Linked DNA regions of Homo sapiens: region 1 is linked to region 2. Evidence: chromatin loops called from intact Hi-C (ENCODE). Cell type or tissue: transverse colon. All regions are shown on one strand. Region 1 has its middle 19 kb from the start of NTSR2. Region 2 overlaps LPIN1 (lipin 1).

Evidence for each region. A loop is a pair of places that touch in the nucleus more often than their neighbours do. Peaks named below come from ENCODE experiments on the same cell type or tissue, not always from the same donor. Only the 100,000 strongest peaks of a DNase experiment are listed, where the experiment ranks them.
Region 1: a loop joins it to region 2, with 9 times the contacts of the local background. A loop is called at or near these places in 109 of 110 quality-filtered maps.

Annotation. Positions count from the first base shown.
Region 1 is chr2:11,687,502-11,690,001 of GRCh38, reverse strand. It overlaps a transcript of LPIN1 not described here. Among named protein-coding and RNA genes, the nearest start is that of NTSR2, 19 kb to the right of the region's middle. RefSeq lists an enhancer at 1,592-2,091. In transverse colon, a CTCF peak has its summit at 1,394 (motif pointing left); a DNase peak (open chromatin) is centred at 1,431; H3K4me3 peaks cover 638 bases; H3K27ac peaks cover 841 bases.
Region 2 is chr2:11,775,438-11,777,937 of GRCh38, reverse strand. It overlaps LPIN1 (lipin 1), which reads right to left. Exons shown (of 21, transcript NM_001349206.2): 6 at 1,745-1,852. Among named protein-coding and RNA genes, the nearest start is that of MIR548S, 9.2 kb to the right of the region's middle. In transverse colon, no CTCF peak of the experiment used is centred here; no DNase peak of the experiment used is centred here.

The DNA.
Region 1 (2,500 bases), 88 kb after region 2:
TAGGCCCTGTTTGGCAGGAGTATAGAAGTAATAAATAAATTCAAACTGTGTTAGACAATATTTGTTATACAGGTATGTTTTCTTTTCTTTTCTTTTTGAGACAGAGTCTCACCCTGTCACCCAGACTGGAGTGCAATGGCACGATCTTGGCTCACTGCAACCTCCACCTCCCGGGTTCAAGAGATTCTCCCTCCTCAGCCTCCCAAGTAGCTGGGAATACAGGCACCCGCCACAACACTCAGCTATTTTTTTGTATTTTTAGTAGAGATGGGGTTTCGCCATGTTGGCCAGGCTGATCTTGAACTCCTGACCTCAGACAATCTGCCTGCCTCGGCCCAAAGTGCTGGGATTACAGGCATGAGCCCCCATGCCCAGCCTATAGGTATGTTTTCAAAAGCTAAGGAGAACCACTAAAAGAATATAATTTTGTTCTGTGATTATGGAATTAACTGAGCAAAAACAGAAAAGAGGATAGAAAAATTATATTTTAAAATTATAAATTCAACAGAAGTCAAGAAAAGAAAGCAAGTCAGTCAGATTTTTAAAAGTCACAAAATCAGTATGTTGGATAACAAAATCAAAATCTGAAAGGACCTCGTCAGGTCTAAAACCAACAAGATGATATTGAAGACAAATATACTAAGCCTCAAAAGTCCATTGTAGAACTTCCAGATGGCAAAGCCTTAGCCATCAGCAATTCATGCGAAAAAATCAGAATACTTTGAAACGACCAGGGCAGTTCATTAATCTCTCAAAGCTCCTCCATGTGTAAACTGAGGCTAAGAATCACCTGTGTGTTTCTTACAAGGATCGGTAGGACAAAATATGGAAAATGTCTCATAGGGCCCTGGCATGGAGAGAGAGCACTCGGTAAACAAAAACAATAATCAACCTGGACATTGTTCATTTTCGAAGCACTTCGAATTATCCATAAATTTGGAATAAGTCGTGTTTGCAAAATACCATTATACAAGTCGGCTGCTCAAATTCAGTGTTCAGCATAGAAGACTTGCTGTTCCTTTTCTTTGTATCTGGTGACCTCTCACCCAGTGGGCATTTCTAATTGGGTAGAAACTAGAACTTGATCCCGTCTTGCTTCACCATTAACTGCGAAGTGCCTATCAAATGGCTATTAATAACTCAATTTCTGCCTGGGTCAAATCAGGTGAAGAAACCGACTAGCCAAGTCCCTTTCTCCTTTATTTTGAACTGTTTTGAAACTCAAATCACCTTATCCTTAGATAAAGAGAATTCACTCAAGAATTTCAACAAAACTCTCTTATTATCGGCTGAAAATGTTGTATGTATTAACTCATTTTCCATTTGTCAACACTCCCCTGTGGCGAGGGGCCCTGATTCGCGCCGGTGCGTCCTGTCCCGGGTCTCAGCGTGACAGCGCCCTCTAGAGGGTATTTCTGGGCCAGGACACCGGGACCCGAGCGACCGCAAGATGTTTCTGCGAAGGGCTGCACTTTTACGGGGTAAATGAGGAACAGGCGGGGCCTGAAAAATACAGCAGGGCGTGGAAACTGGATCCTCCCAGCCACTGCCATGCAGAGAGTCTCAGTCCTGAAGTCTGAAGACTGTTACTCCGTGCTGCTCTGAAAAGAATTCTAGCCTGCAACTCCAGAGTGGTAGCTCTGGGAGGTTACTTCCTCTAGGAGTTTCAAAGGATGTTGCAAGGAGCCCTGGGGTGACTGTGGGGAGAGGGAGGGTGGAGCTGGCAAGGAGGTGGCAGGGTTGATGTAGGAAAAAGAAAGGAAGCTTGAGAAGGGAGGGCTCCAAGCTCTCCGTCCTTTTATCTCCAGCAGTTGCTCCATTCTTATTCCATTTATAGACAGGGACCTGCAGATATTTTCAGCTATAACAAGAATTCCGCGTCGGAGAGTGAAGCATTGAGAACTATGGAGAGGCTCAACTCCCTGGGCCACCACTGACACTCAGAGTCCCTCCAGGCAGAATTAACAAAGAGGACCTCTGGGTGGACAAATTTCAACAAGGTGCCCTTTCCCCTTCAATGTCCCAGCCAGCTTCAGTCCCAGAGCCCGGAGGGCGTGATGAGTCAAGCACAGGTTGGGTTTCAGCCCCCGGTGTCCTCTCGGCCAGCACACCATGCAGACCATAAACTGCAGAGACTTAGCTGCGGCCCTGCCATGGCCTCATTTAATAAAAGTGCATGTCACAAGCCACCCACCTGATAAGGCTGGTCTCCAATGCTGCCTCCCCCGTGAGTGTTGGTGAGCTTGGCTACTTTTGAGGGCACCCCTGTGCTTGCAGCATCCACACAGGGTCTCACGCAGTCTATGGACAGCCCTATGGGGAAGGTGTCATTGCTACAAATGTATTGCAGGCCTGGTCAAAACCACTTGGTCAGGGATAGAGCCAGATTCTCTGAACTGTTCAGATTCTCTGTATTTCTCTCCTACTAAATGCAATTCTCCCCTCTACAGAGTCTCATTCTCTTCATCCTAGTAATAACAAACTCTTCCCAAGTTCAGAG
Region 2 (2,500 bases):
TTTCTCCAGCATCATCATGGAATAAGTCCATCAAAACCAACTTCTCACCCTCAACGGTGCTGTTCCCAAACCTCAAAGTATCTAAAAAGCTCTTGCCATTCTGTTTCACCAGACAAAATAGAACATATTTGGCTATAAGTTCTTTGCAGCAATAAATTATCTCACTGTCACTAAATGAAATAAAGTCCTTTAGACAAAGCTTGCTCCGAACAGGGGTCGGCAAACATTTTCTGTAAAGAGCCCAGTGGCAGATATCTCGGGCTTTACGGGTTTTACGACGTCTGTCGCAACCACTCGCTGCTGTGGTGGTGTGAAAGCAGCCACAGCCAGTATGTAAACCAACTGCCTATGCCCGGGAAAGTCTGACAGAGGCAGATGGTGGACCAGATTTGACCCATGGGCCGTGCTTTACCAACCTCTGCTCTAGAAGAACGAAATGCGGAACACGGTTCTCCTGCAGCAATTCCCAACTCCAGAGTTCCTAACATTCTGGTCCCTTCATAAAAGCCACGAGCCACAAAACCCATAGAGGCACTCAGGCGTGCAACTCACGCATAAGGAGCCCAGCCCTACGAGAAAGTCTGCTGCAAGTCCCTCCCCAACAGCAAACAGGCCACCACCATAAATGCTGCCCGTTCAGGCCACAGCAACCCTTCTCCAAAGGTCTCGTGCACAAACACAGATGCGCTTTCTGCCGACCGTCACTGAGGGAATTCAGACAGACCAAAAAGGACGCAGGAATGGGGCCCACTGCCAAGTGGGATTTACCAGAAAGATGACTCCAAAGTGCTCCGTCATGAAATATTATTATTTTAAGATCAAGGGTTGTTCAAAAAAGTAAGCTTACAAGGTCAATGACTGATGTTCATAAACAAGGTATTTATTAGCCTTATCAAAGTTTTCAGTATTTTTGCCAGTCCCAATAAGGCTAGTTAGTTTTAACTATTAACAACTTTGTTTTCCTCATTTTAAACGGACTTTTCTTCTGCAAATGTAGCCTCTGAATGAAGTACATCCTGAGGTCTGGATCTTTAATCAAAAAGACAAAAGGTTTTCCACGTACAAATTAATCGTAGCTTCATTTGCTAAGGCTTACAAAGTAAACCATGTAAGTCCACAAAGTAGGTAGGTCAAAACTGAGGGAATGAAGGCAGAAATCTGAGATGACTACATCGAGTGAACACACCAACCTTTGATCCTCAGCCTGAGACCCAGCCCAGGCCATTCTCCAAGATTCTGTTCTAGAAATGCTGTGGAAAGTGTCTGACTCCATTATTCAGACAGCCCAATAAACTACTTAAATGTTTATAATAAATTAAAGTGGTATTCCAAAAATATCTTGTAAACTTATTTGTCAAACAACCCGAGACAGAAAACAGAAGATCATATTCCCAAGCTATATTTCATTATTCTCATTTTCAAAGCACTTCACAGAATTAGGTAAAATTATATGCTTAACCATAATTTCCAGAGAGTCAAATTTAGGAATTAAAAAAAAAAAAAAATCTGATCATCTACAAATGCTTATAACGAAAGGAAAAGAGTAATCTATATACATATTTTTCATAAGTAATTTGGTTAGTGAAATCGATTTGTAAAAGTTAAATCAAAATTTTCACTTCATATAATCTACAGGTATTTTCTTCATAAGTAATTTGGTTAATGGTAAAATAGACTTATAGTAAGAGTTAGATCAAATTTTTCATTATTGAATATATCCCAATGGGGAAAATAACTCCTCTACCTTTCCGAAGGATGGAACAGGGAAGACTGTGGAGGGCAAGAACTAGACAGACCTCCCTCGGCCGCAACTGCAAGATGAGGGGCAGTCCTTTTGCAATCTACCAGGCTACTGGATACCACCACGTGATACACATTAAAAGAAAGACAAAATCAGAGGTCAATTACATCAAGTGAGATTATATAAAGTATATGTAATATACTTTATATAAAGATTATATATAAGATTATATAAAGTATATATAATATACTTTAAAGACTATATATAAGATTATATAAAGTATATATAATATACTTTATATAAAGATTATATATAAGATTATATATAATTACAAAGTATATATACTTTATATAAAGATTATATATATTACGTAAAGTATTTGACTACTCTCAACAACGACATTTTTAAGAAAATAAAGAAACTCAGACATCTGATAATGGCAGAGCACCGGATATTGAAATTGCTAAGAAATCAGCATGAATTTTCTGAGACACAAAAGCAGGAAACTGCCAAATGACCTATTTCACTTTCTGTTTCACCCATGTGTAGAACTGATCATCTCTGGTCACACTTTCGTGCTTAATCAAACTACATAATCCAAAAATGTGCTCGTGTGTGCTGTCAATTGTCTCTTTACAGAAAATACCTAATTCCAAATGTGGAAATGTAGCTATTTATCCTAATTTGTCATTCCATTTGGTGATAGTCAGAGCTACATAACCTGACTCAGTCATTATGCTGCATTCATGAGGCAAAACA